3 separate regions of the Mus musculus genome follow, and all the other regions are linked to region 3. The links are chromatin loops, found by intact Hi-C in ENCODE. Cell type or tissue: left cerebral cortex. All regions are shown on one strand. Each heading gives the region's core, and the rest is flanking DNA. Links, peaks and the distances in the headings are about the cores only.

Evidence for each region. Peaks named below come from ENCODE experiments on the same cell type or tissue, not always from the same donor. Only the 100,000 strongest peaks of a DNase experiment are listed, where the experiment ranks them.
Region 1: a loop joins it to region 3, with 2.8 times the contacts of the local background. A loop is called at or near these places in 24 of 42 quality-filtered maps.
Region 2: it touches region 3 in a loop (8-fold over the local background); 22 of 42 quality-filtered maps call a loop at or near these places.

Annotation. Positions count from the first base shown.
Region 1 is chr9:102,789,904-102,800,027 of GRCm38, forward strand. No RefSeq gene overlaps it. Among named protein-coding and RNA genes, the nearest start is that of Gm46151, 16 kb to the left of the region's middle. In left cerebral cortex, for the core only: no CTCF peak of the experiment used is centred there; a DNase peak (open chromatin) is centred at 3,691.
Region 2 is chr9:102,778,445-102,788,568 of GRCm38, forward strand. Gm46151 (a long non-coding RNA gene) reads right to left here and starts at 131. Exons shown (of 2, transcript XR_001779358.2): 1 at 1-131. In left cerebral cortex, for the core only: CTCF peaks have their summits at 6,137 (motif pointing left) and 7,158 (motif pointing right); DNase peaks (open chromatin) are centred at 4,708 and 6,130.
Region 3 is chr9:102,858,516-102,868,639 of GRCm38, forward strand. Ryk (receptor-like tyrosine kinase) reads left to right here. Exons shown (of 15, transcript NM_013649.3): 2 at 3,359-3,480; 3 at 9,040-9,139. Among named protein-coding and RNA genes, the nearest start is that of Ryk, 29 kb to the left of the region's middle. In left cerebral cortex, for the core only: a CTCF peak has its summit at 8,612 (motif pointing left); DNase peaks (open chromatin) are centred at 5,599, 5,847 and 8,601; H3K27ac peaks cover 1,088 bases.

The DNA of each region.
Region 1 (10,124 bases), core at 611-8,610, 69 kb before region 3:
GTTGATGTCAGACATCTTCTTCAACTGCTCTCCACCTTTTAAAAAGAATTAAGGTTTATTACATTTTCATTTTCATTTATGTTGGTATGGCATTTGTGTGTGTGTAGCATCCGATCTCCTGAAACTACAGCTACAGAGAGTTGTACGCCATCAACATGGATGCTGGCATCTGAATGCTGGGACCTTCTGGAATGGCAGCAAGGGCTGTAACTGCTGAGCCATCTCATCTCTCTAGCCCTCTGACATCAATTCAGCTATACTCGCTGGTCTGCAAGCTAGATGTGCAAAATCGGCAAGCTCTGTGTTCAGGGAGAGACCTTGCCTCAATAAATGAGTGGGAAGCCACTAAGGAAGAAACTCAACGTCAACTTAGAGCCTCCACATGCACATATCACACACACACACACATGCACACGCACCAACACGCACTCAAGAAGCAAAACTGAAATGTTGATGTTGTAGGCTGGTGAATTTCTGGATTCCCAGCATTCTGGAGGTGGAGGCAGGAGGATCATGTCGTCCTCCACCCCACTTGGAGATCAAGGGCAGTATAGGTGAAATGAAATCCTGCCCCCCAAAACAAACACAAAACAAGGTAACGTGACACACATTTCTTTTGCTCTGATAATCTACAAAGTGAACTAGAAACATTCCTTAATTTTGTATGTAAGTTAAATGCTCTTATATTTCCATTTAAAACTGGCAGTGCAGAATATAATGATGAATGGTGGAATTCATACTAACTGGAAAATTTTCATTTTTCCTTCCTGAGAATGACATTAAATAGCAACTAAAACGCCACAATAAATCATGAAGAAAGAAAAACATTCATAGTTCAGGATCTTTGGTAGTGTTTTCTGCATTCTGAGCAAGGAGCCCGGCACTTTGTATTTTGTACAGGGTCCTGCCCGCCTGGCAGCCCAGGGTGACGGAAAGCTGCTTCAGGATTCTACACAGGAGGTTCACCTCCCGGGACCTTGGCAAGGCACATGTCTTCTGCCCACAGTGGGGGCCAGAGGCCCCGATGTACAAGGCTCCTGTCACATAAGGCCCTAGGCACTGAGGATCCTCTGCATATACAGCCCTCAGTGGCTTAGGAAGACACAGTGAGGTCTCTCTTTTAGCAAATTCCCAAACTGGCATCTTGGGGAGTAGAAGAGAGAATGTGGAGATGCTGAGTGTTCCAAAGACCCCATGGAAAGTAGCCAAACAAGGGCGGTGTTCTACTCCAGACAGACCGGAGGGGAGGGCAGGCTGCTGGAGACTGTTCTAAAAAAAGGGGGTGTATATGGCTAAAAGGCAAGCCTAGGCTTCCCTGCTACCCTCTGGGAGGACCACAGACAATGCTCTGAATGGGAGATGCCTGTCTGCAAGTCAGCTGCCTTTAGATTTGTGTAAATTTTGTCTCAGATAAACTTCTCCCAGGCATGTCTAGAATCAAAACCAAAAACCAAAACGAGGTGACATGATGAGATGTTTCTATGTGTTTTGATGAAAACTCAATAGGCATATGATGATGACCTATGAAACAAACAAACAAAAGCTAACAAAAAACAACACAACTTGGAAGGTGAGGGCTAGAGGACCAGTTCAAGGCCAGCCGTGCTGACATAAGAGCAACAGTGGCACATGCCTTTAACCCCAGCACTTGGGAAGCAGAGGCAGTCAGATATCTGAGTTTGAGGCCAGCCTGGTCTACAGAGTGAGTTCAAACCCTGTCTTGAAAAACTGAGGGGGAAAAAATATACCCATAAACACACAAAATATTTTATTGAGAATATCTAATTTATTAGGAAACATATGTTAACACAGACAGGGCTAAAGGGCCGTGTTATGCGTGTAACAACTTCATCTTACGCAGAGTTCACGTGCTGGGACTCGTGGCTTTTTGGTGCTAACCTGGAAGGTGCTGCCCCTGATTGCCAAGAATCCTCAGCAAACTGGTTCACAACCAAAGATCCAAACACTAAGATGCAGTCATAGTCGGCAGTGCTCCCCACCCCCTCCCCAGAAGGCTCTCTCCGGTGCTTCCCCTAAGAGCCCAGCTGTTGGCACCCAGCGAAAGGACAGGGCACCAAAAAGGAAGTATCACAGCCAGAGATTTTCCTGTCACTCCACAGGGACTGACCGCCGTGTCTCTGAACAGGAAGGAGAGGTACTTTTTTGGGCCACTGCCCTGTGGCTCCGTTCTACCTTTGGGTGGATTTATTCTATTTTCATGGTTTCCCTAAAATGATAGTGGTTCAAACCCACTTCCTTCCTTTATGGCAGCAGGCCCCGCCCACATCCTCCGCACTGGCTGTTAACCTTTCTCCCTATTTTCGGTGGTACAATAAATTAACACAGCTCACATAAAGGGAGTGGAGGGCATTGTATACATACGGAATTCGACTGGAATTCATCAACCTGCTGTCTATCTCCCTTCCCAGTCACTGCGCACCATAACGCACCATGCGCACTGCGTCCCTGTGCGCCATCTCTCACTTGGTAAATAAAGCACAACGCCTCTCATTTCCTTTGTTCACGTCTCACTTTTATGCCCTAAATCTCCCCCCACCCCACCCCACCCCACCCCCACGTTTGGGTGACCAGATAAACGTTAGGACACTAGAGTTAACATTTTCATTTTAGATGAGCGAAGGACAATTTTAATTTTTTTAGTATAAAATATCACAAATATCATATATAATATATAGAATGTACTAATCCTAGCAAGTATTTATCTCTCTGAAAGTCGGATTTTTAAGTGGACATTGTGAGGTTTTTTGTTTTTTAATATCTTGTTTCGTTGTCGCCTTGATTTTTTTTTTTTTTTTTTTTTTTTTTTTTTTGGTTTTTCGAGACAGGGTTTCTCTGTATAGCCCTGGCTGTCCTGGAGCTCACTTTGTAGACCAGGCTGGCCTCGAACTCAGAAATCCGCCTGCCTCTGCCTCCCGAGTGCTGGGATTAAAGGCGTGCGCCACCACGCCCGGCTGTCGCCTTGATTTTTGAAACATGTCTCATTGTGTAGCTCTGCTTGGCTTGGGACATGTATGTAGACCAGGCTAGCCTTAAACTTGCTGCGATTCTCCCACATCTGCTTCCCAAGTACAAGCTCAGCTCGGTGAACTGTTATTTGCTGGTTCTCCTACAGCCGCGGTGACGTCACTTAATAACATGTAAATTAGCTTGTATCACTCGAGTTCCAAATCCAGCACAGTTTCCCTGGCTCTGCGCACAGTCCCTTCCCTAGATCTCCCCAGATGTGCTCTCCCAGTCCTTGCTACCCCTCGTTTCCTCCCTCCCTCCCTCCCTCCCTCCCTCCCTCTCCACCACTTGCTCCGAGACCACAGGAGCTTCCTTGTTCTTTGCTTCTCCCAAATCTCCACTTCCTTCTCCTTCGTCTGCTTTAACCCAGTTGATGTTACTCTCTCTGGAAAGCTTTCTCCAACACCCCTCTAAAGCCCGAAGCCTCACCACCCTTACCCTCTCTGCGTTTTCCCTGTATCCCACCTTCCAACCAATCACCCGGTCGGTCGGAGGACAGGATCTGTCCTGTTTAAGCTGAATCTCCAGCCTCTGGCCCTGCCTGGCAACTGCAGACTTTCAATAAGTATTTGTGAATTAATGAGAAAACCCAAGGCCAGGAAGTGCAGCCCGGAGAAGCCCAGGAATCAAGCCTTCGCTTTGTCTGTCCTCTACAGTCCTCTGTTGGTCTAAAACTCCTCTTACTTTTCTCCCCCAAGGCCACCCTTGGCCACTGTCCCGGGTCTAACTAGGACTTTTCTAGGCACTGTCGAGAATGGTAATCTAGCATCCCTTTCCTGCCCCACCTCCACCCCCTCCATGTCTCTTTCATTTCTCCCTCTCCACGAGCGAGCATTTATAATTTAAAAAGGAAGCGAGTGACTGGTGCTGAGGGCTCAGTCATAGAGTGCTTGCCAGACAAATGTGAGAACCTGAATCCAGTCCCCTGGAACCCATAGAAAGGTGGGCTGTGGTGGCATAAGCTTGTAATCCCAGCAATAGGGAGAAGCTGACCAGCCAGCATACCTGAGTTGAAGAGTGTTCTAGGCTCCACAAAGAAGAGGTCTGTCTGCCTGAGTGTTCTCTCTCTCTCTCTCTCTCTCTCTCTCTCTCTCACACACACACACACACACACACACACACACACACAAGTGGGGGATGGTAACTGAGGAGCAACACCTAAAGTTGGCCTTTGACCTCTAAACACAGGTGCATGTACCCCCCCAACACATACACAAACTAAGTGAAAAGACTTCACTTTGTAGCCGCTGAGACTGAAGAGTGGTGGTTGGGAGGCTTTGAAAGCTGAGAACAATGCCAGTAAGCATCCACTTCTTGCCATGTTTGGTCCCAGGCTTGGGTTCCCGGATGAGAATTACCAGCTCTCTGGGTACCAATCAGGAGAGAAGGGACTTTGTTCTGGAAGCACAATTGCAGGCACCGAGAGCAGCCCTTCACTTTCTGTCCCCACTGGGATTCCGGTGGGAATTGGCAGGGGCTGCAGTTAAGTGTCTTAGACATGCAGGAAGACCTAACTGTGACCTTCTGAAGTACGGTCGCGTTGTCTGGTCATCCTCTTTAGAGCAAGAAGGGACATAGAGGACACGCACAGGCTCCTAACCTCATTTGCATGTGAGTGAACGCCTTCTCATTGTCCAGAATCCATCAGGTAGCTCTATGTCCTTGGGAAGGGGCACTGTCTCTTCCCCAGTACACTCTTGTGAGAGAGGCAGAGGAACACCAGAAGCCTGTTCAAATGCAGAGATCTCTACTTACCCATCCTACCTCTCCGATGATACCAGAGAATTAGGACAGCATCATCTTTCATTTTCCTGGAGCTGGCACTTTCTTTCCTTCCTTCCTTCCTTCCTTCCTTCCTTTCTTTCTTTCTTTCTTTCTTTCTTTCTTTCTTTCTTTCTTTCTTTCTTTCTTTCTTTCTTAGTGTAGTAACTATGCAGAGGGAACTTTCAAGGCTCAGAAAGGTTAAGAGAACCAAGGGCTGTGCTGGTATCTCAGTAACTCAGTTGAGCCACACCACAGTTCCTCTGAGGGGATGTTCTAACTGTTCTAACTTCATTCCTGTTGCTGTGATAAAAATGCCCCGACACACACCTTTACTTCTAGAACACAAGAGGTAGAAGCAAGTGGATCTCTGTGAGACCAAGGCAAGCCTTGTCTATATAGCAAGTTTCAGGACAGCTAGGGCTATCTCAGAAAAACAAAAGTCCTAGATAGAAAGGCAACTCAGGAGAGAAAGGGTTTTTTTGTTTGTTTGTTTGTTTGTTTTTAGTTTATAGTTATTCCAGGTTACAGTCCATCATTTTGGAGAAGTCAAAGCAGGAACTTCAAACAGCTAGTTGCATTATGTCCACAGTCAAGAGAATAAATGTATGCATGCTCACTTGGTTGTACTCGGTTGGATTTCTTCACTCTCACATAGGTCAGGATCTCTTGCCTAGGGAATGGTGCTGCCCACAGTGGCCTGGGTCTTCCCACATCTATTAACTTAATTAAGAAAATCTCCTATTGACATGCCCAAAGACTAAATCCACTGTAAACTTTGTTTTGTTTTTGAGGCAGGGTCTTACTATGTCCTGGAACTCACTCTGTAGGCTGGCTTCAAAGTCACAGAGATCCACCTGCCTCTGCCTCCCAAATGCTGGAATTAAAGGCATGCTCTTCCATGCCAGGCCTATAAACAATCTGTCATTGAGATTCACCTCTCAGGTGATTCCAGGTTGTGTTGAATTGACAATTATAAGTAACTGTCACAGGAAAGATACCCAACTGTTCCTTCAGGTCTCTTCAGCGACATTGGCGGGAAACACTCACTGCAAACCCTGCACAACTCACACAAGGTTGACTTAGAAGCACTATAAAGCTCAGTGTAGGAAACAGAAATTGTCTCACCACGTGGGAGGTGGGACAAAGTGAAGGAGATCCGAAGCATAGAGATCAGGAAAAAATCAATCTTATCACACTCCTCTCTACTTGCCCAGAGAGCAGAGATGCTAAGCTGACCAGATTGGCAGCCAGCAAGGGCATCCTGACTTTGGGTCCTGGCTCTGTCACCTGCTTGCCAATCAACCTCATGTGAGTAGCGTCCTTACCGAATGACTTCCCAAGCCCAAAAATGGTCTTTACAGCATCTGCTTTCTGGGGGTTGGGTGGACATGCTGCAAGCTCACATGGAACTCAGCACACAGCTGGCCTTCTGTTAAAGGCAGCTGTTAAATGTTGTTGGGTAGGATAAGAGGAAGCTGGAGAGACTGTGAGATTTAGAAGGAAGAGTGAAAGAAGCCAGAGGGGGCTTCCCAACATTTCCTTCCCTTTCCTCCCTTTCTTTCTCCATCTTCTCCATCATCATCATCATCGTTATCATCATTGTCATACCACCATCACCACCATCGTCATTGTCATCATCATCATCAGTAACAGTAATAACGATATGCTGCACTAATGCAAATGAAGAAGTTTAGGGGAAAGAAGGAAATAAGAGAACAAATACCCATTTTGCATTATTGGCAACCAAAATATTTTGTTTATAAATAAGCTTAAATCCTCTAGATACTGTGTCTTGAAACCTTTTCTATGTTGCTATCAAGGAATAAGACAGGTTTAGTACCAAGCAACCTCTAAGTCAGAGGCTCATTCCTTGTTCATCCAGTGTCCCCTGTAGCGCAGAGTGACCCTCACACAGGCTGCCCTCCATAAGATGACTTAACAATGGAGACCTCTTAAACCCGTGGCATCTTTGGCTGAGCACAGGTCTTGATGTAATAGAGAATTCAGAGGGTCTGGAAGGCTTGAGTTCAGAATAAATATTTATCACCTCCCACCTCCTGGTGATGGTCAGAACTAGTCCCTGAGGCAAGACAGAGAGTGGGGAGGGCTGCAAATGCAGCCAGCCGGGGGGCCAGGAAGAAGAAAATTGAGAGCACCACAGAGTGATGTCTTCAGCTTTAGATTTGCATACCTCCAATGAACTCCATAATTCATGTTTAGACATTTTGACTCTTGCTAGTTTTTCAGTATCACAAATATAACTTGGCTCTCCAAGTTTCGCTGGGGTTGTAGTTAGAATCGGCGCTAGCTTTGACAGTGTGCTATTATCAGATCTGGGAACCACCAGTTTTGGGCAGCTCCTCGGCTCCCATCCCCCATTGCCCCAAATCATACTGTTTGCATGGGCTGGGGGGTCACCATCCAACTTCTCAACCAGAAATCTGCATCAAGAGTTGCACATGAGGCTCTGGGCCTGACACCCTTGTGGGTATTGGTCAGCACATGGGACAGATATAGTCCATCCATCCATCCTGCAGCCTCTACCCACACCACCTCTACTGGAGGGTGCTTCACAGAGTGATGCTGAGAATTCTGCACACACAGTATGCTGGTCTGCGGCACCATGCAGAGGTACAACAGTACTGAGTCCTGCCTGGCTACGGAAGGGATAGCATGACAAGTGGGATAGAGCCAGCAGGGTGTGGACCTCCACAAGTGTTGACAGTTGCTGGGTGTGAGGCTTGTTATATATATGTATATAAAACATCATCTTCCTCTTTCAGGAAATATTCTCCTTGCCACGGTTATTGGGGAATGTCCTCTCTGCCAAGTTAATGATTCCGTGATAATTAGAGACAGCATAGTCTGGGAGGCAAGGGTGAGTCTAATGTCTCAGCAAAATGGTAAACACTGGGACCTTCAGGATATCCCTTAAGGCTGTGTGAAAGAACCCTGAAAACATGAATTCAAAAATATATAATTTCTCAACTATGTAAAATATAAGGATGCAATATGAACTATATGAGGGGCTTCACAGACCTAAAAGAGCAAAGGCAGCTGCACTATGAGCCAGCTTGTCAGAAAACTATTAAGGAAAGAGACAGAGAGATTTGGGGAGTGGTGATCACAGGGCAAGATCCTAGTTAAGTTTATTGTTTGTGCTTTAAAAAGCAGGCAGATTTATGAGTTCAAGATCAACCTGGAAGAGAGCTAGTTTGGACCCAGGTGCGGTGAGAATCGTAATCTCAGGACAGGATCTCACCCAGCTACTTTATTGTCTGTGCTTACAGAGGCAGGCAAATTTCCGTATACATTTGCGATGTTAAAAACAAATGCTGGACTGGAGAGATGGCTCAGCGGTTAAGAGCACTGACTGCTCTTCCAAAGGCCCTGAGTTCAAATCCCAGCAACCAGGGCTCACAACCATCTGTAATGAGATCTGACTCCCTATTCTGGAGTGTCTGAAGACAGCTACAGTGTAATTACATATAATAAATAAATAAATATTTTTAAAAATGCTGTCTCTTTCTAAGAATCAAGGGGCTGGGGTCATGGAATACTGATTCATGAGATAATCAAAAGGGAACCTGGAGTAAATGACTGAATTAATATGTAATTAAGACTGGGCTATGGTCTGGGAGAGCTGAACTATCTGGATGAGCTGTCTGGAGGTCTGTAAAAAAAAAAAAGGCTGTTTTGAGCAGAACACAGGTTGTCAGCTTGTACCCCACAATTGACTTCGACCAGTTCTTTAGCTACTCTCAAATACCCCTTCCTCAGAACCCCTCTCTGAGCTGAGGCTGGTCCTTGGCACAACAGTGTGCCTTGGCTGGCTCTGTACAAACTTGGCTGCGTGGGGCCTGAAGCTGCATTGTTTGGACATGGGCCCTCACACAGTCCGTCATCAACTCTACTCCTGTAGCTTCTCCCAAAAATGCTCAACGCAAGTTGAGTCACCTATTCTTAGGGGGAGTTTGACTCTGATGACTCAAACATTGTCATCTCCCAAGGCCCTCACTTAGAGAGAGCTCAGCTCTCTTCATTTTTATGTGTCCTATCTGGTTGAATCTAGGAGCTCAATAAATAAATATAAAAGGGGGTTAAGGACAGAAAAGAGTGAACATGTTATTAACCCCACATGCACATGGGAATATTCACCAGAGTGTGAATTGCAAAAGAAAAAGGTGTGGATTTTATGCTTTTTAGACAAAGAATATTAGGGTTGTGAAGGAATGGCCGGGCAACGGAGATCTGGATGAGGTAATAGCTTCTCAAGACATCACTAAGATGAATGGGGGCAATGATGAACCTGCTAGAAGATAAAGTTAATTCTACATTTGTGTGTTCAGGATCACTGCAGCCTTACCAGCCTCCAGGACCAGGGCCATTTCCTAGCCTTGTAGACTGTGTAATCTCGATGGGCAGCTTGGTAGTATTTGGAGTCACCTAGCAGACACATCTCAGGGTGTGAAGGACATGCCTGGAAAGGCTTTCCAGAGAGGATTGACTGAGGGGGAGGGCTCATGTCCATGCAGGCAGCACCTTCCTCCCAGTGGGTAGTCCAGATATAGAGGGGTCTGGTGAAACATCAGGGTCACCTGCCTGCCTTTGCTCCCCTCCACCACTGCCGTCACACATCAGTTTCTTTGGCCTCCCAATGTGGACTGAAGGCCAACTGCTCTTCCAGGTGATCCCAGGCCTTTAACACTACCTAGGATCAATGGAAGCGTCTCTGCGGACTGAGCAGTTATCATGTTCTTTGTCCGTTTAGCGAGTTGATAGGCATTATGGGACTATCCAGTCCCTATGATGCATACCAATCTAATAAATGCTTTTTTTGTGATATACAGTCATTCTGTTGGCTCTGACTCTATAGAAAACCATGAATGATACAGTATGTGAAACACACTCCTCCCCAAAAGATTTTTTTTAATTATTATTTAAAATAAATTAGTTTACTTCACGCATATGGGTGTTTTGCCTGCAGATATGTCTGGTACCACATGTGTACCTGGTGCCTGTACAAGTCCAAAGAGGGTGTTAAATCCCATAGAACTGGAGTTATAAACAGTTGTAAGCCGTCATGTGGGTGCTGGCAATTTGAACCTGGATCCTCTATAAGAACAACAAAATGGGGTTGGTGAGATGGCTCAGTGGGTAAGAGCACCCGACTGCTCTTCCGAAGGTTCAGAGTTCAAATCCCAGCAACCACATGGTGGCTCACAACCATCTGTAACGAGATCTGACTCCCTCTTCTGGAGGGTCTGAAGACAGCTACAGTGTACTTACATATAATCAATAAATAAATCTTTAAAAAAAAAAAGAACAACAAA
Region 2 (10,124 bases), core at 2,014-10,013, 79 kb before region 3:
TCTAAGAACCTGGTCACACACTAGTCTCCTCTCCTGAACACAACCACCCCAAACCAGGAAGTGACAAACAAAACGCCCTGCCCCGCCCCCAGCCTGCCTTTTTCTCAGGCAGTTTACAGAAACCAAACTGCTTAATGGGGCAAGTCCTAAGACACTGGCCAGTACTTGCCAAGCACCTACCAGTGAGGGTGCCATGCTCAAAGGGCATCAAAACCCCCGAAGCAGTGTACTGGCTCCCAGTCCTCACGCAGAGCCAGAGCTCCATTAACTAGTCAACACCATGCGTTGGCAGAGAGCACACTCCATCTTCTCTGTAGTTCAGCTGAGCATTTTGGCAGGCCCTTTGATGGCCACCGACACCACGTGCTTTCTCTCCATCTGCAAGATTTCCCTTCGTCTAGAACCCTAACTCCCATTGGTCTTTCAGGTTACTCTCCAGGATCTCCTAAGGGTTCTTCCTGCATCTTTGCCCCCTAATCTTGGTTATTCATATATCTATATATCTATATATCTATATATCATCTATATATTATCTATATATCTGTATATCTATATATCTATATATCTATCTCTATACACACACACACAAACACACACAGCCCATATCACAGTGTATCACAGGCTGCCACAATCAGGGTCCCAGTCCCTTGGGGAGAGTAGATGTTTGTACCTCTCTGTCCCCAGAATTGAGCTCAGGCTCTGGCTCAGAGAAGAGACTTAGTAAATATTTGTGGACTGAATTAAAGCCCTACCCTTGGGTATTCAGTCACCTTGGCTGCTCTGAGAGCCTCTAATCCCTCACTGGGTCATCTGCCTTCCTTTCTCCTGTCCCAGTCTTTGCCTTACACAGCAGGTCTCCCAAAATGTGCAACTCTGGGGAATCTGAGCCTGTATCCCTTGAAGCTGGTAGCCCAGAAGGACAAATCCTATGCCTCCTTCCACGGCATGGCCATTTTCCAAATGTCCAAATATATTGCTTTGGGTTTTTCTTAAGCCATAATCGGCCTCAACACTTCCCTGCAGGGATCTAGAGCCAGGTCCCGCTGCCCTAAACCCCCAAGGCCTCATCCTTAACTTGGATGGACAGGGCTCCGTTCTGCAGGCTCAGTGGGGTGTCTGACCAGGTCCTGCCTGGTGTTCAACGGAGGGAGGAGGACCAGCTTGTGCATCCAGGGCGCGCAGTGAACACCCTGTTCACATTCCTGAGCCAGCCGGAATGCTTGGACGAGCCAAAGGCCGCATTCCTCCGGCAGAGGCCAGATCTCAACCCAGGCTCCTGCCCCGCCCCTCCTTGGCCAGGCAAGCGCAGCAGAGAAGCCCGGCCCTAGTCCGTGCGGACTCCCCCTGGTGGCCAGGGCTATCACTGCTCGCTTGGACTCTCCATTTGTAGTTTGTATTGGACCATGGATCACTGCCTTCCTTCTGCCGGAAGCTTCCAGATTCCAAGCTGTGTGATTCCCATTTGTAGCTCCAACGTTTGCCGTTGTGACCTATTCTAATATCCTGGTACCCTCCGCCCATTCCCCACCCCTGGCATCCTCTCAGGAGGAATCACCGCCCAGTGTGTCACCTTCCTGTAGGTACTTTCAAGGCTAGATGAGTGAGTGGCGGGCCTCACCTTGGCCCAGTTACTCAGTGCCCACAGAGTGGCTTTTCTGAGACTCTCGTAAGGTCTTAAGGAAATGTAGTCGGTCCCTTTTCTTGGTGGCCCTCGGCACTGTGAGCAGACTCACATATCAGGGCTGTGTGGATAGGAGGGTTGAAAGTTGAGAGTTAGCTTCCAGGATGCTACCAGCACAGTAATACGAATATGCAACTCTCCCAATATCTAAACGCTGCTCAAAGAAGTCAGCAAAGGATTTTTTTTTTTCTTAACCTAAAGCCAGGATTAGGCAGTGCATGCTCAGCCTAAGGGAGAGGGATGTACAAGGCTCACGTACTTCTCATGGAGGGACCTGCCTACATTCCTGGTCAGTAGGGACTTTGGGCAATGGGGCAAGACATGGCTTGTGTTTAAATTGATGGCACATGCCTTTGAGCCCAACACTCAGGAGGCAAATGCAGGCGGATCTCTATAAGTTCGAGGCCAGCCTGATCTACAGGAACAAGTTCCAGGACAGCCAAGGCTATATAGAAATACGGTCTTGAAAGAAAGAAAGAAAGAAAGAAAGAAAGAAAGAAAGAAAGAAAGAAAGAAAGGAAGGAAGGAAGGAAGAAAGGAAGAAAGGAAGAAAGAAAGGAAGAAAGAAAGTCAACCATTCACTACTTTGACCTCTTACAAATGGAGCCTTGCTGTGTTTGTCTTCATACCATAGCATGAGTTCTTATGGAGCCTTGGTTGGCCTGGAACTCACAAAGATCCTCCTGCCTCTGTTTGAGTGCTGAGATTAAATACATTTTCTTCTTCATGTGTTTAAAATCTTTTCCACTTTCCCAGATTGTTGACCTATCTTTCTTTGGAGGAAAGGAACAATAGATGAACACCATCTACATAGGAACACAGACATGGTTATCTGCCTGCACACCTGCTGACGTACCTAGGAACCCAGCAACATAGCACAGCCTGAAGCTTGCATTGCTCAGGAGGGTGGATCCAGGAAAGGCGAGAGAAAGAGCAAGAACCAAACTCTCATTGAGCAGCTTTTCAGCTTCTAGAAAGGGTGGGGGCATAGGAGGACTCTGTTCAAGGTCGAGTGTGGTGGCTAGTTTGTCTTGTGTGGTTGCTTTCCCCGCCTCTTCAAGCAGGAAGATAAAGGGGCTCTTTAGTTGCTGGCATAGGTCTTTTCCATCATGTCAACATGGAGACCCATAGTGACAGGGTGGAAAGAGGCCATGAAGCCCTGGGTTTGAGAGTGCAGCCCTGACTCAAGCTTCTCCATCTTTATCCCCATCTACTCTTCTCAGGGTGTCCTGGTGGGTCATCAAACGGACACCAGGGCGATGCTTCAGTGGGATGTGAGGATGCGTGATGTGATAATGACTAAGTCAGACTCAAAAAAAACCACCATTTCTCAACTACTTACCAACCTTGGGCCCTATTCCCAAGAATCTCAGTATTCCTTGGAGGTGACAGTGTGTTAAGACAGAGGCAGGTCCAGGCACAGCTGAGGCACAGATGGGTGTGTTAGAGTCACCTACAGCAGAGAAGAACATTGGGGTGGGGGGAGCGCGGCCTAGAAAGGACTTTAGTGGAATCCTGGGAGATATAGGACCATAGAAGCTTCTCCCAGAAAGGGGGGGGGGATCTTTCTAGAGTCTTCTTTCATACCCTGAGGCCACCATGTCCCTGTGCTAGTATTTTGCTAGAGAATTCCTGTCATTTCTGCTACTCATGTGTCTAGATCAGCTAGCCTGTAAGCCTGTGCTCTAAAGCCACTTTCTGAAGATGGATATGATCAAAGATTCCCTAGGCAAGGGAGTGGTTTCAGGAAAGAATTAGTCTCAGAGTGTTGGCCTCTTCCTCCTGGTAATGCTTCCTTCTGCCCGGAGCCTTCTGCATGTTAACCTTCAGACCTCTGTGTGTCCAGGGGGCTGCATGGAAGGCAATGGGCAGGGCCCAGTCTCATAAGCAGGGTGAGTCTCCTTCTGCACAGCTCCACTCCATCGGCCCTTACCTTTCCTAATTAGGTGGATGTCTGGCCTCCTTGTGCTTAGAATGAATAGAAAATTACCTGGCTTGACTAATTTCATAGGAAAAATAAGGCCTTGTAAAAAGCCATTTGGTGTATATTGTTTTGTCTGCATGTATATCTGTGCACCACATGTGTGCCTGGTCCCATCAGAGGCCCAAGGACTGAAGATACAAATGGATATGAGCTGCCAGGTAGGTGCTGGGAATCAAACTTGGGTCCTCTGGAAGAGGAGCCTGTGCTCCTAACTGCTGAGCCATCTCCCCAGCTCCCAGATAAGAAGCTGTTTACAAGTTTTTCTTCTGGTTCTATTCTTTATTTCTTTCACATTTATTGGCTTATTTTGTGTGCATGCGTGTGTGCCTGCATGTGTGTGCTTGACGTGGCATTGTGTGGAGGTCAGAGGGCACCTGTAGGGAGCTGGTTCTCTTCTACCATGTGAGTCCCAAGGATCCAACTCCTCGGGTCATTAGGCTTGGTGGCAAGTGACATTAATCACTGAACCATCTTACTGGTCTTTCGTTATTCTACATACTTTAGATGGAGTCCTTAACTCCTGATTCTTCTTCCTCCCAAGGGCTGGAATTACAGGCACGCACCATTCCATCCGGTTAATCTTGGAGATTCAGCCTGGAGCTTCCTGCGTGGTAGGCAAATGAACTCACTGAGACGAACTTTGTCTTTGCAAAGTTTTAAAATTTATCTTGTAATGTTTGGAGTTGGGGGAGATGGACTGGGTTTGTCGATGTGCCTCCTGGTCCCACTCAGAGATTCTGAGTCAGGCAGTCTTGAGTAGGGTCCAGGACTCTGCATATTTTGAGACTCATCCCCAAGTAATCCTGCTGCTGCTAGCTTGGACAGGAATGATAAAGGTGAGTTTGCATTCCTTCTCAGCAAATCCACCCAGTGTGAACTTCTCCTTTGTCAAGACTTGGACAAATCCCACAAGATTACTTTTTAAATCCGCTGTCCCTAAAAAAAGAATTTCACGGAGGAATGTAGTTTGGAGGAAGGCCCTCCCACTGAACAGGGATAGGAAGTGCACGGTAAACTAGGGTAGAGCTGGAAAAGCCCCACCAAGCAAGCCGAAGAACATGCTCGGGTGAACACGCTCGGGTGAACATGTGTCGACTCCTTTTCTTCAAGCCTCTTCCTTTCTGTACCAGGTGCCAGACGGTCCCGAGGCAGAACAAAGCCACAGAAGACAGCTGATATGAAAGGCTTTAGCCTTCATAGAACCAAAGTCCCCTTGGGTCATGGTTCGAGTGTCTGTACCTTGACTGCCAGGAACAGTCTTCAGAGTCCAGTTACCCGGGTCCTTGGCCCCAGACAAACTCCAAGAGTTGATAAGATAGGAAGGTCGTCTTCTTGGCTGTGGCACACACTTCCTCAGCCCTGGCCTGATTTTGCTTGCATCCCCGCTGTGACATGAGCAAGCACGCATGTCACATGTCACGAGCTGCTGTTAAGGTCAAGGCTCGGGGACCTTTGATATTACCTCAAGCTCATCAGAAATGAGAGACCTGCTATTGTTTCAAAAGGTTTGACAAGCTTGAATTTGGATGGTACACCTTGTCAGCACTGTCCTCGGTTCAGTGTCATTGCGTAGCTGAGAGGTCGGACAGGCACGGGAGTGATATCTTAGGCATTTTTCCAAGCTCGAATGCAGGTACTGGCGACACTGCATTCGGGCCCTCATTTCTGAAGATGCTTAAACACCCCTCCCCCACTTCCTTCCGTGAGGACTCCTTTAGTTACTTTGTGACACCCAGTCCTTCCAGTAAGTAGAAAGGGTGTATGCAATAGAATTCTGGTTACAGGGAGGTGACTCCACCGTCCTTCCACGCTCACTATATAGCATGCACTCTGCTGACCTTGTGACACAGGACCTCAGAAAGCATCAGTGCCAGTCTGGATAGCAAAGGTGTTTTGTTTTTTGAGACGGGGGTGGGGGGGGTGGGGTGGGGGGTGTGCCTCTCACATTTCTATCTCTAAAACTAACACAGTAAATACGTAAGTAAATGTTATACAATGTTCTTTCTCTTGCCCTTAACAGATCATTTTGCATACCCCCCAATTTGGAGATCATTGACATGGCTGGAATCTTCCTAGCCAAGGACACACATCTCTGAGAGCCCGCATTTCTCTCTCAAGAAGGGAACACACACACACACACACACACACACACACACACACACGTATTTAAAAAAAAACCAAAAACAAACAAACAAACAAAACACCTCAAAACCATTTGAGTAGGTCTCTACAACACAAAGAAACTCTGTCCTAGGAGAAAAAGTCGTGCTTCTACTTCTGGATCTGGGAAGCCACACTCCCATTATTCTGGGTCGGGTAGGTCCCAGACTGGGGGAAGGGAAGGTGGAGAGGGCACCAGGGCGTCTGAATTTGTGGAATTCCTTTGGACTCACTGGCAGTTCTCAAACTGCGTTCCTGGAGGGATAGTGGCTGTGTTGTTGGCCTGAGCATGGGGAAACAGCGGCCCCTGGTGGTGAAGTTATGAAATGCTCTCCAGGCACCGATTAGTAAGTCTTGAGTTTGTCTGGGGCCAAGTAAGTCTTAGTAAGGCTATCACGAGACATCTTGTCCTTCCAAACTCTGTAAGCACTTTCAGAGAGGCTCAAATGTCCTGAAAGATTAAAAAATGAGGGAACCATTTGTTGCTGTGCTCCCCGGTGGCTATCCTCGTAGCCTTGAGAGGTGTCGGAGCTTTTGAGGTTACTAATGTCAGCTACTCTGTGCCAGGAAGTGTTCACACAATCAGGCTGGAAGGTGTCCATGGTGAGGCTAGGGGCTCCTGCCAGCTTGAAGCCCCTCCTCCTCATGCCCCCTTCCTCCCTAGGGATTCTTTGCTCCCCCACCCATTGCCTCTCACCCTCTCATTTAGCTGAGCTGGTTTCTTGTTTTTGTAATAGTGGGTCTTGAACCCAAGTCCTCACACATGTTAGGCGAGCACTCTGGCATTGAGCTATGCCTCCTGCCCCCCCCCCCAAACTCACATTTAGCTTGCTTATCTCTCCACTAAAGCAGAAACCATCAGGACTCACATAGCCTTGCACTGAAATACAAGAGGACTACATAATTGCTCCTGCTTGGTTTCTGTTTTTTTGGTAGCTTGGAAGACAAACCCGCTACACTGTGACCATTTTCTTTTGGAAAGGTCTGATGTAGCCATTCCGCTCCGGCATGGACTGGGGTAGAGAATAGGCAAAGAACCACCCATTCCAAAAAAAGAAAACATGATTTCCAAAGAAATGCCCTGAAGCCAATTGATCTCCAAAGCCCATCTCCTTGGATGCTTGTGAATGCTTTTCCTTTTAGGGTTAGAGGACTGAAAACGGCTCACCCTTTCCCTGCCTTTTTCCTCCCAGGGACATGAGGACTGTCTCTCTTGGCTCCGACCTTTCAGGGAGGAGAGACGCAAAGGCTGTGGTAAACCCATGGACAAAGGATTTTTATGAGCTCAAAGGTGTTTCCAATTTCTTTTCTTCTTATTTTTTTAAGATTTATTTATTATTATACATAAGTACACTGTAGCTGTCTTCAGACGAGCCAGAAGAGGGCATCAGATCTCATCATGGGTAGTTGTGAGCCACCATGTGGTTGCTGGGATTTGAACTCAGGACCTTTGGAAGAACAGTCAATGCTCTTAACCACTGAACCATCTTGCCAACCCTCCAATTTCTTTTAGACTAGACATTAAACACCATTAACTCCAGGACAAGTGCAGGTACAGACACCATAATGGGCTAGTGATTCCACTAAGTATGTCATGTATTTATGTTGAAAAAAAAGGGGGGGGATAATTTGGCTTAGCGGTGGTGGTGGCCTTTAATGCCAGCACTTTGGAGGTAGAGGCAGGCAGATCTCTGTGAGTTCAAGGCCAGCTTGGTCTACAGAGGGAATTGCAGGATAGCCAGGCCTACACTAAGAAACAGAACCATCCCACTCCACCCCCAAAAGAAAAAAGTGTAATAGTTTAGCCAAAACTTGGAGACAAAACTATCCCAGTAGGACCAAGGGACCAGCCGTGAGATAAGGAAGAGGTGTGAATGCTAACTCTTTCCCTCTTTCTTCCTTTCTTTTTAAAGATTTATTCATTTACTTTATGCATATAGGTGCTCTATCTGCTTGTACACTTGCATACCAGAAGAGGGCATCGAGATCTCATTACAGACCGTTGTGAGCCACCATGTGGTTGCTGAGAATTGAACTCAGGGCCCCTGGAAGAGCAGCCAGTGCTCTAAACTGCTGAGCCATCTCTCCAGCCCCTCAACCCTTATTTTCTAGTAACAGAAGCTAAGAGATAACATGTGGGGGTCTGGAGAGTCAATTGTGACCAAGCCTGGTGACTTGAGTTTGGTCACCATGAGCTGTATTTACTTTAATTATTAGAAAATGAGCTTTTCAGATACTTCTTTGATTTTTTTTCCAAACATAATAATTTAGAATCTTAAAGAAACCAGTAAAACGTGTCAATGTTGATAGACATTTTCAGAATAAAAAGACCCAAAGCTGGGAGGTGAGGGCAGGAGATGAAGAAGACTCAGACCAGTCCAGACTCTAAGCTAGGGCGAACATGTGAAACTCATTGTGAATGTATCCTTTATTCAGCTAGCTAAGGTAATTGCCATCTAGGGGGTGTACTGCTTCTGTGTGCTAACCTAGGCCTGCTCCTGTAAGCTTCTAGCCTCTATACAATCTTCTTACCTAGGCCTATAATGTTTTTGGCCTCTGAGACTTGCTGCTGAATAAGTTCACCCTTTCTTCTTGTAACTGAGCTCATATACAGACCAGTTCAACTCAGCTGTACTGGCTCAAATGCCTCTCCAAGCTGACTGATTCAATCTGGCTTCTCTCAGTTTCTCCTGACTTGCTCTGCTTGGCATCAAACAAACTCTAGCAATCTGTCCTGATCTTCTGGCTCCTTCTCACTCTTTCTCTAACCTGTCTCTGTACAACTGTCCCAGTAAAACTGTCTTCTTTTCTCCCGTTCTCTCGGACGCTCTCTTTTAAGGAGCTCCCCTTTCCTGTCTTCTCCTGAGAGTTGGGCACATCCTATTCTGTCAAATCTTTCTCTGATTCGTCACTTTGTCTGCCACTCAATTAGACATCACTTTCAAACATGGGTGCTCCTTTCTACAATCTAATCTTACCTTTACTGGTTGGAATTAAAGGTGTTTATTAAGGGCATATCTGTGTTCTAGCCAGAGGGATTAAAAATGTGTGTCAAGGGCTGAGCCATATCACAACTAGGAATAGGTTTTTAAGTAAATAACCATCCTGGGTCCACAGTGTGATCAAATATCCTGCACCAATGTATACTTTGTGATTCTACTTATTTTATTTTTAAAATTTATTTCTTCGCTATGTATACATTTATCTGCATGGATTTATGTGCTGTGCACCATGTGTGCTGCACATGTGTGCAGGTGCTGGTGAGGCCATTGGATCCCCTGGAACTGGAGCTGCAAGCAATTGTGAGCTGTCTGATGTGGGAGGAGGAACCCAACCCAGGTCAATGGAAGAGCAGTCAGTGCTCTTAATCACGAAACCATCTCTGCAGCTACAGTGGGAAAAGTGAGCAATGCACACCAGTGTAAACATCTTCACCTGCCTAGATGCCCACAGAACCAGAGAGCCCAGTGCTGCCTGTGGGGAGGGGCTGTGCATGAAGAGTCAGAAGAGCTGTGTCCTTCATCTCAGACCAGAGGAATCCTTTCACTCTTTTCAAGGTAACAACATGAAGAACATAAAATGACATCCTCCAGATGGTGGTACTTTGAGTTCATCATAATTTTCTTAAAATCATCTGCACTAAGCAAAAAAGAAAAGAAAAGTCTTAGCCTTGTGTTTTATTTATTTATTTTTATACTTTTTGTTTGTTTGTTTGTTTTTCGAAACAGGGTTTCTCTGTGTAGCCTTGGCTGTCTTGGCACTCACTTTGTAGACCAGGCTGGCCTCTAACTCAGAAATCCGCCTGCCTCTGCCTCCCAAGTGCTGGGATTAAAGGCATGCACCACCACTGCCTGGCTTTTATACTTTTTAAATTACATTGATTTATTTACTTCGTGTTGGGGGAGATGTGCATGTGTCATGACTTATGATTGAAGGCCACAGAGCAACTTGAGGGACTTGGTTCTCTCTTTCCACCATGTGGGTCCTGGGAATTGAACTCAGGTCACCATGCTTCAAGCTCCCTCCTCCACTGAGCCATCTTGCTGGCCCCAGGCTAGTGTGGTTTTAAGGGTCCTCTGAGTGCAACAGAGACTAGTACAGAACACTCTTGTGTATCTGGGTGAGATTTCAGAACTCAACGGGGAATGTGCACACGATTCCAGGAAACAAACAAATAAACAAACAGGTCAAATACATATACGAGAGTGAGAGCCACCTTGATGACAAATTTTGTAACAGTAGGCTGCTACAGACAACAAAGCACAGTTTTCCAAGTTTTGGAAGAAACTTAAATTGAAT
Region 3 (10,124 bases), core at 818-8,817:
CACAGGCCAGACAGTGCTCCTCTGGGGATAGAGCCCTTGGGCAGTGCTCACCATTAATATTCTTGAAATGGAGCTGAAAGGGCTTGCGTACACATGCCTGCCTCGAGGCTGGGGAGGTGGCTCAGTTGTTAAGAACACATAAAACCCTTGGAGAGGACCCGAGTTCAGTTCTCAGCACCCATATCAGGAGGCTAACAACTGCCTGTAACTCTAGCTCCAGGGGATCCAATACCCTCTCCTGGATTCTGCAAGCACTTGCACTCACATGTGTACACACCCTTCTGCCTCCAGTTAAAAAGAAAACAAATTCTTTATATACGGCTTTATGACCTTGACTCAAATCAAGATATTGAACATTGCCATCTTTGCAGGAAGTCCCCTGTACTCCCATCTCCCATCCTTCTTTCTAGATGAGCACAGTTCAGAGTTTTATCCCAATTAGTGCTATATCTTCTAGAAGTTTTATCTAAATAAAGTCTAATAATAGTTTGCTATTCTCATGTGTCACGTTTCTTTTATTCTGAAAAGTCCATCCTTGTTCCAGAGTCTGGTTTTGATTGTAGAGTAGTAGTCCATTGTTGAATGTAAACAATTGGTATCAAGTTCAGTGTTTGCTGAGGAACATTTGTGTTGCTTCCACTTCTGCTTATTAGTAGTAAAAGGCCTGTGAACATCTGCACAAGTGTTTTGTGGATACAGTGTTTTCATTTCCTTTGCAGAATTACCTCAAGAGGAATTGCTGGCCATAGAGTAGGTGTGTGTTTAATTTATAAGCAACTGCTAGCTTTTCAAAGCAGTTGAGCTGTTTTTCACCCTGGCAGGGATGTTCTGAGCTGACTTGCCAGCATCAATTGTAGTTATTCTCTTGGGTGCTAGTGGTTTTCATCGTACTTCTAACCTTTGTCTGTCTGAAGATTAATGGTGTGTTTTAGCGCCTCTTCACATTTTCATGGCCCCGTGTGTGTCTTACTACGAAGCGCACCAATCTCCCTCCCTTCTACTCATAGAATGTGGTTGAGAGCAAAGTTTACTTAGGTCTTGAGAAGAGGCCTGGGCCTCTTCAGGCCCATTCCTTGTGGTTTCTCTGCACAGCCCTATCTAAAACATACAGTTTCTTGGAAGAAGGCTAACCAGCATTTAAAGGGGCAACTGGCTTTTCCCCATAGGTTTTCTCCTAAAAGCACTTGTCTAGCACAGCCTTTCCACTACTTGATTTCCAGTGTGTTTAACAGTTCCACAGCTATAATGTATTACTATTATAAGTGTGAAATTGAGTGGGAGTAGGGACATCCTTACCTTGTTAATAATTTTAGAAATGAGAATGTGAAAATTCACCCTTGCGCATGCGAGCTGTATGGCTTTGCAAGTGCCCTTTGGTAAAGACAGAGAAAGTGTCTGTCCGTTTACTATTTGTTGTCTGTTTTTATCCGTATAGATTTTCAATCTGATATGCCATCACTGTTTCGTTTCAAAACAGGGTCTCGTGTTGCCCTGGTTGGCCTCAACCTTGTTAAATAGCTGAGGATGACTTTGAACCCCTGAACTTGCAGCACTTTGCCTGTGCTGGAGTCACTGGTGTGAGTCACCACACCCGCCTTCGTTGTTTTCCCTTTTCTACTAATGTGGTGACTCACTGACTTCTTAGCGGTCACTTGGTTATGCTGCGCTTCCCCTTTTTCATGCTTTTCGTGGCTTATGATTGTCCGTACGTCTGCCCGTTGGGTATGGGGCTGTTAGTCTGTGGCTGGGGCTCTTGGCTTTTGCTTTCTGTGTAGGAAGCTTTGCTTGGTACAGTGCTGCATCTTTTGTGTGTAGAGGATCTCAGTTGTAAGTTTTGTTACCTGAGTCGTTTCACCTTGAGCTATAGTTGTGTGTTGTCATTCTGCCTCATGAGTCTTTTTCTTTTTGTTACTTGACATATTTCTGAACTTTGTTTTAATCAATCTCTCTAGACTAACTATCTCAGGCTTGAGTGAATTTTTGTAAAAGGTTTATTATTTTTATGTGTATAAGTGTTTTGCCTGCGTGTGTGTGTGTGTGTGTGTGTGTGTGTGTGTGTGTGCGCGCACCTCATGTGTGCAGTGCCCACAGAAGTCAGGGAGGGTTTAATCTCTGGGACTGTAATGAATTGTTGGGAGGTGCCATGTGGGTGCTGGGAATCAAACTCAGGCCCTTGGCAGAGAAGTCAGTACTCTTAGTTGCCACGCCATCTCTCCAGCCCCTTAAATGAATTTAAACTGTATTATTGTGATTACTGATGTTTTCTTTGAATTCATTTTCCTTTTCCATTCAATCTTTCCATCTTCCTGCCTCCTCTACATCTTTCTCTAACAACACCAGCCCCCCCCCCCCCCATGTTCCTTAGCATTTTCTGCCTTCAGCAGGCAGAGCCTTCTGCACAGGCTTCCAGCTCGCCCATGTTGTATCTGGCACCCTGCGCATGATGCATAAAACAGTGCTACACAGATCTCGTTTTTTGACTTATCATATCTGGGTCCGAAATGAAGGAGCTTTGACAGATAAGCTGTCTGTGGCAGAGCTGTTGGTCTCTCTCTGTGTACTGAGGGGTCTGAGGTATCCAGGTGACCTCCTTCATGGATGTGCCATTTAAGTTTCTGTTTGTCCTGTCTGAGCACTAGGGACATCTGGACTAAACTTTAACAGTAACCATGTTTAAAGGGAGTTAACAGGCCCCTGTTCTCTCCGTTCTTTGGCTCTTTGCCTGTCTCTAACACTTGCTGATAATACCTCCTTCCCCCTTTTGTCTCAGTGCCCAGGACTCAAGGTCACTGACTTGGTCGCATCAGTCATTAGCTTTGTCATTACTGGTGTTTTCTTTTCCTTTTTGTTTTTTGGGTTTTTATTATCATTATTATCTGACATCTTTTTCACAGTAGGTTGATTTTCCACCGAAGGCAGTCCTTAAAGGTTTTCTTCAGAGCCTGGATAGATGGCTTCGCAGTTAAGAACACAGACCCACATGTAGCTCACAGCCTTCTGCAACTTCAGTGCAGGTAGTCTCCCTCCTTTTTGAATCGAAGTGTGGGCCAGCAGTCGAGAAGGATTTATGTTTCTTCTTCTGTGCTCTTTGGAGAGGCACCGAATCTAGAAGGCAGAGTGGTTTCAGGTGGTCCTGGCACGGCTGTCTCAGAGGGGGAGCTAGGTTTTGAGTGCCAGTTTCTCTGTGGGCTGTGGAAGCTGTAGCATCCTGCTTCACAAGGCAGCTCACATGCCACACAGGCCGCAGCTTCACGGCACCGCACACTTGTGCGTCAGTGCATGCTCTCTGCCCTCTGCAAGAATCTGTGACACGGAAGACATTTGGATGGCTAACTACGTTTCCTTCTTTCCCCCCTAGGTCTTGATGCAGAGCTTTACTATGTGAGAAATGACCTCATCAGTCACTACGCTCTGTCCTTTAACCTGCTAGTGCCCAGTGAGACAAACTTCCTGCACTTCACTTGGCATGCAAAGTCCAAGGTAAGCGCTGCCGGCAGACCACGTGACAGGTCACCCAGTCTGCAGAGGCGAGGGCTGTCCCTGAGGATGGGCCTTCCTCTCCACAGAAGGGTCAGTGGTGGTATAGAGCACTGGGTCTTTTCAGGTGTATAGCTGACAGATACAGTCTTGAGCCTGCTCCTCTGAAAGTTTAGATTTAGGTGGCTGCCAGGTGGGTGACCAGCGCATCACAGGGCTGGGTCCTTTGAGGCTTTTGCAGGGAGATCTGTACCCAGGAAAAAAGAGAGTTGGATCTGATGGTGACCCTGCTGTTACAGAGAAGCCATATGTGGCTGGAGGATGGGTGAGTGGCTGGGGAGGAGCATGGCTGAGCTGGCTGGCTCTTCCACACACACTTGGTGACTTGAACGTAAGTTTCCCATTTACTGTTCTGAGTCCCCCTGGTAACCATAGATACTGAAGCGGGGAGGGGGGTGCTTATCAACTTCTGCCATTTGTGTATTGGTGAATTCTTCACCTCTGACTGCCAAGGAACCTTACATGCTTGTCTCCCAGATTTGCCAGATGATACTGTTTGTACCCTTTACTCCCCTCCCTGCCTGCCTATGAATCCTTGAGCTGTTTCAAAGTGCATTGAACGCATCATGTCCTCTCTCTCCTAAATCAAAACCAGGAAGTTTGGTGTTCTAACTCACAGCACTTGGGTAACTGAGTTCTAACTCACTCATCAGGGACCCTCAGCATCTTTATCACTAAGGTTTCACTAGAGACTGATGTTGTTTCAGTTTGTGTCAATCTGAAGTTTTGATGCCCTGCCCATGTGCTTCAGCCTCAAGTTGTTGGGAGTGGAGAACCTGTCATGGTGGAAGCTAGCTTGGAAGGGTCGTCTATGAATCTATATGCTTGCAGGGGGAACACTGAAGGGGACTGGTATAACTCTAATTATCTGGTAGATTCCTCTCCTCTCCTCCCCCCTCTCCCCTCCTCCCCCTCCCCTTCTTCCCTTCCTCTTCCCCCCTCACCTCCCCACTTCCCCCCTCTCCTCCCTCCCCTCCTCCTCCTCTCCTCCCTTTCCTCCCCCCCCCCCCCAATCCTTCTCTCTCTTTCTCTTCTTGAGGCAGGGTTTTACTCTATAGCTCTGGCTACATGTAGATTCAGCTGGCCTTGGACTCAGATATCTGCCTCCCAAGTTCTGGGATTAAAGGTGTGCACCACTACACCTGGCTAGCAGCATGTATTTAACTATACATTTGGGCTTCTTCTTGATGATATTACAGTCCCCAACTCTAGTTCTTAAGTCCTAGTATCTGGTGATTTTTGGCACAGCTGATTAATTGCAGTTTGTTTATTTAAAAAGTTAATCGTACGAGTAGGTAGTACATGGATATGGCCTGTAAGGGTATACAGTGAAAAGGAAGGTTTTCCGTTGTCATGGTAGCATGCTGAGCAAGCCCATCTAGATCACTGTCTTCATCAGGCATTGTTGCCTGAGTCTTGTCTCCTAAAGAAAGGTAGTGTATATGTGTGCAGTGTGCACACGTACACCTAAGTGCTTCCTGCTTTCGTGTAGTGTGGAGTTGTGAGCAATGTGTCCTGGTAAAGGGGCACTGTTCCTTGTTCCTTGGTATTGCTTTGTGTGTTCCCCCCTTAAATAACTGTATCATTTTCTCACATAGTTGTGCTCTGGTCATTTCCTACAAGAGGAAACCGAGACCCAGGTTTGGGAAGGACTTGCTTAAATGAGTCTGGAGGCTGAAGAAACAGGTGCTAGGGGTGAGCTCACATGGCAGTCACCCGAGAAGGCAGGAGTAGTAAGGTGCGGTCTCTTATCACTTGATTCTGAGATACAGTCAGACTTCAGAAGGAAGGCTGTCTCTCTCAGTTTCTAACACTCTGTCAGAATCTCTGTTTGGGCTGTTTGAGCTCTTGCCAGAAGATGAACTGTTGGCTTCCGAGATCTCCAGACTCGCCAGTGTATCACTTGAACACTGCAGGCATTTTAACATCAGTGTTCCCACATCAGAGCTTTTGCTGGTAGAGTTCTCCAGTGTTTACGTGACTGGTCTTGCCAAAGATTTCAGTTCCCTCAGCGGCTGGAGCTGTGTGTGTCTTTTCTTAACATCTATGTCACGCGCGCCTCGCTGAGTGGTTGAGAATGTGTTAATTGTATTTTAAGATGGGAGGAGAACTCTGGTATTGATTCTCTCACAAGAGTAGACGACTAGGCGGTCTTAACAGATAATTAGTTTCTTGTATGTTCCAGAACATTCCCCAGTGTTCAAGAAGAAACTTGCAACTGTGTCTGCTAAGTGTCAGTAGATATGCTAGACAGCCAAAAGGCAGAGGCTCAGTAGGATGTGGCAGAGGACTCCACCACCCACTCCCTTGGTCTCCGTCCAGGAGATTCTGCGGGGAGCTTGTCAGAGCTCCAGCAGCTGCCTCTGGGGGCCAGCCTGCTGTGTCCCAGTGGAGTGAAGTAGCTGTGAGAAAGGCAGTTCTGGCAATTTCAGAGAAATTAAAAGGCCGTTGACTGTAGGCGAGCACATTCACTTTAGATGTGTTCCAGAAGGGGACTGCTTTATTCGTCGTCTGCCTATTCACACAGCCATGCGTTCCAAGTAAGGAAAAATACCAAACATGTTGATTTTTTAGCTTATTCAAATATTTATATTTTCTCTAGTTACTTTTCTGAAGTATTTTGGCTCATTTATTTTCTGATAAACAGCTGCTGCACAGATTTGCTTTGGGGTGGGGGGCAGGGTAAGGCTGGGGTGCACTTTCTAAATAGATCTCTTTCTTCCAAGGTGATTGACAAACGGCATTCCTTACAGATCAGTACACACCAAAGTAGAGACAATTGTATTCCAGTGATTGGCACTTTCTTCTCTGACTCCAAAAACTACATTAAAAAAAAAAACCAAAAAACAAAAAAACCCAGCTGTCCTCAGTACACCAGTGTGAGGGGGGAACTGCCTTCTGATGCTTCCGTGTTCATTCATCCGTCCAAAGGAAGTCTTAGGCAAAGGGCAGGCTTCCATGCTTCTTGTTGTGGGTTCCTCTGGGCCACTGCTGATTCTCTCAGTCCTTCCCTCAGCCACCTCTGCCTGTGCTCTGCTCCTTGTTTTGCCGCCACTTGCAACATCATTTCCTCCCTTTCTCCCTCTCCCGTGCTTAGACTGAGATGGCCCTGCCACTCCTCTTGCCGCTCTCCCTCAGCTCTGCCGTCAGAGCCCTCTCTTTGCTTTCCTGGCTTTGGTCCCCGGACAGCTATTCCTCTGCTTATAGCCAGAACTTTGTAAAGGAGACCGAAAGGTTAGAGCAGATGTCCAAGAGGGGCACTGAGGGGTAAGGAGCTTCTGGAAGAGCATTGATGCCATGGACAGACAGAGTCAGCAAGATGACGTGGGCCTCAAGCACAGCTCAGGCCCTGGCACTAGAAACGGACGGCCTGGCAGGGTGTCTGGGGAGAGGCATCGAGCCCATGTGATAGAAGTGGGGTCTTTGATTCCCTGGCAGGAGGCAGAGACAGGAGGGGGAGCTGGATCAAGTAACTCACTTCCCAGGTGAGAAATCCTGGCTCCAGGATGTCTGTTAGCTAGGAACACACACTGTCCCAGTGGGGTGCCTGCCTACCTATGAGAGGAGGCTCCCCCATGTATGTAGGAACCCACAGACAGTATCCCAGTGAGGCGCCTGTGTTGATCTGTGAGAGGAGCTTGGCAATCAGGTAAGCTCAACTCTGTCTGGTAACCCTACAGCTTCAGCCTTTGAGGTTACCAGATGGGTATGCCTAGTAGGTAGTTGGAGGAAAAGGAGAGGGAGAGACAAGTTGAAATGTTTATCCTTGGGACTGGAGTGCAGAGGGTTAATGTTCTGATAGGTCAGCCTGATGCAGAAAGGAATAAGAGTTCTTCCTGGAAGTGAAGAAGCCGAGCAGGTAGCGTGTGGTGCACCAGCGAGGAGCACGGGTGAGGTTGAAGAGGAGCAGCCATTGAGCACAGGTCTGGGGGGTCATCATGTGTATCATCTCCTCAGCAAGCTGAGCCAAGGGCCATGGGGTTGCAGGCACTGCCATCCAAGTGTGAAGAAGAAGGAGTGAACCAGCTGAAGGTGTCAGAATGACTGTGTCAGTGATGTCCCTGCTGGGGCACAGGCTGGGGCACAGGCGGTGGGAACATGAAACCCGGCATCCTGGCTGTGCTGGGAAGGAAGGAAGTAGTTTAATTAACCACTGCTTTCCCCCCTCTACTAGCGCAGCCCTCGGCTCATAAACATGCCTCATAAATGTTGTCCGACTTAGAGTAGTGAGCACAAAGAACTGCTTTTACAGGGACCAGAGGTGGGTGGTCAGAGGCAGTGCTGGCATCTTGGATGGAATGGACGGTATTTTTGTATCTGTTTTGGACATAGAGAAGTTGAGTGCTATGTCAGAACGAACACTGAATTTCAGAGTTAACAGAAAGATGGGAGGAGACGGAATGAGCCAGCCTTCGAAACCTGTGTAGAGTCTTGTGTGTGACATGTGAGTGGCCCGAGACATGCACTGAGTAGAAGAGAGCTTCAGAGTAGAGGGGCTGATTTCACGCAGGACGTCTAGAGAGGGCCTTAGAGCCTGACAGGGATACTGACCACATGTGCAGACCCAGTGCTCAGGTCTAGAAAGTAGACATGAGCAAGAAGAGGAGGAGCCTGAGGGGAAAGCCACACTGAGGGAGATCATGAGGGAGATGAGAGTATGAGAGGCTGTGCAGCCAGTGGGGTTCCTCACATCAGGAACAAAACCGATCCCACCAGTGCTGACAGCTCAGGAGGGTTTGCTGCAAACCCCTGGGGTTGGCAGGAGGCTGATGACCACAAAGGAGTGCAGCTTGACAGTGGGAGAGGCTGCTGAGGCCCCGGGGTCCCGAGCCAGTGTCACGGGCCTGTTGTGTCATCAGCTTGGAAAAGTTGCTCATTTGTGCAGGTCACGTGGCCTCCTGGTTCTAGATCCCATGCTGATCTGTCTCAGGCACCACCCCCCCCCCCCCCCCAAGCTATGGCCTCGTGCAGAGATAACAGCCATACCTTACAGTCAGTGCATCCTCTTGAGGTTTTAGTGCTGGGAAGCCCAGGGTACCTTAGTGATGGCTCTCTAGCGCCCCTTGGTGGCAGCCATGGCGATGTGATGAGCTGAGAGATTGAATGCTTCCTTCCAGACTGTTGATTTTAAGGGAAAGGGTGGTTCAGTTCCAGGTACCAAATGGACAGTAGCCTTCAGGTTGAATTTCTGTCTGGCTGAAAAGTCCTAGTATGATTTCAGTTTTATTATTTTTATTTATTTATTTTTGAGACGGGGTCTCACTTTGTAGCCCAGGTTGATCCTGAACTCACTATATAAACCACACTGGCCTCAAACTCACAGAGATCCACCTACTGCTCACGGCTGACTGCTAGAATTAAAGGACTGCTCTTGGAATCTTTTTGGGAGTGGATTTTTATTCCACCCATGAATAGCTCTCATACTGCTTAGTTAATGAACTTACTAATGAAGTCTTTTTCTGTTGTCAGGGGTATAATGTTTTATCTCTCTTCATTTTGCAGGTTGAATATAAGCTGGGATTCCAAGTAGACAACTTTGTGGCTATGGGCATGCCCCAGGTCAATATTTCTGCTCAAGGGGAGGTCCCACGCACTTTATCAGGTGAGCCAGGAAAGACGGACTTAGCATACTGCTTTCAGCTGCCTCCATCCTATCCCTACAAGGATAGTTCACTGAGTACCGGGCCCTCCCACATCAATCATTAATCAAGAGAGTGCCCCACAGACAAACTCAAAGGTCCCAGGGGGTTGGGAGGCAGGGGTTGGGGAAGTAGACGTGTAATTATTATTGTCATCTTTATTGTCTATTTATTTTTAAAGAATGTTGTAGGGCTTTTCCTGGCAGTTTTATTCACAATTATTATTGGCACAAGTTCAGCTAGGCTTTAAGCAGAGCTGGGAGGCAAGTTAATTTTTGGGGGTCAGCAAGAGTTTCAGAAATATCAAAGTCTCTGATCCACTACTCATAGATGGTGAAATATCTTTGAAATTTGTAAGAAAGGAATCATAAATTAAAAAGGCAAAATGTTCTAAAATCTACGACTTTGTCATTAACATTCCTAGATATACCTTTAGAAGCTAATCCTATTTAGAAGGGCAGTGTTGTTTTTAATTCATAGCCAAGAACATGTTAGCTTTGTTTATAGGTTTATTATAATTTCCCCCAGTAACAATGTCTTTATTTCCTAGAGGTACTGCTTTTGAATGGTACAATTTTTATTTTATTTTATTTTTTAAAGATTTATTTATTTACTTATTGATTCATTTATTTTATGTATATGAGTACACTGTTACTATCTTCAGCCACACCAGAAGAGGGCATCGGATCCCATTACAGATGGTTGTGAGCCACCATGTGGTTGTTGGGAATTGAACTCAGGACCTCCGGAAGGACAGTCAGTGCTCTTAACCACTGAGCCATCTCTCCAGCCCTGATACGGTTTTTAAATGTGGTTACTAAATACACATATGACATAAACATTCTCCACAGGGAGTACTTCTAAACATGTCATGCACCTGTCTGCTCATACTATGGATATAGTTGTTATTGGTGGTGTGCTGACGTGTATTTTTGGCCATCTGTTATG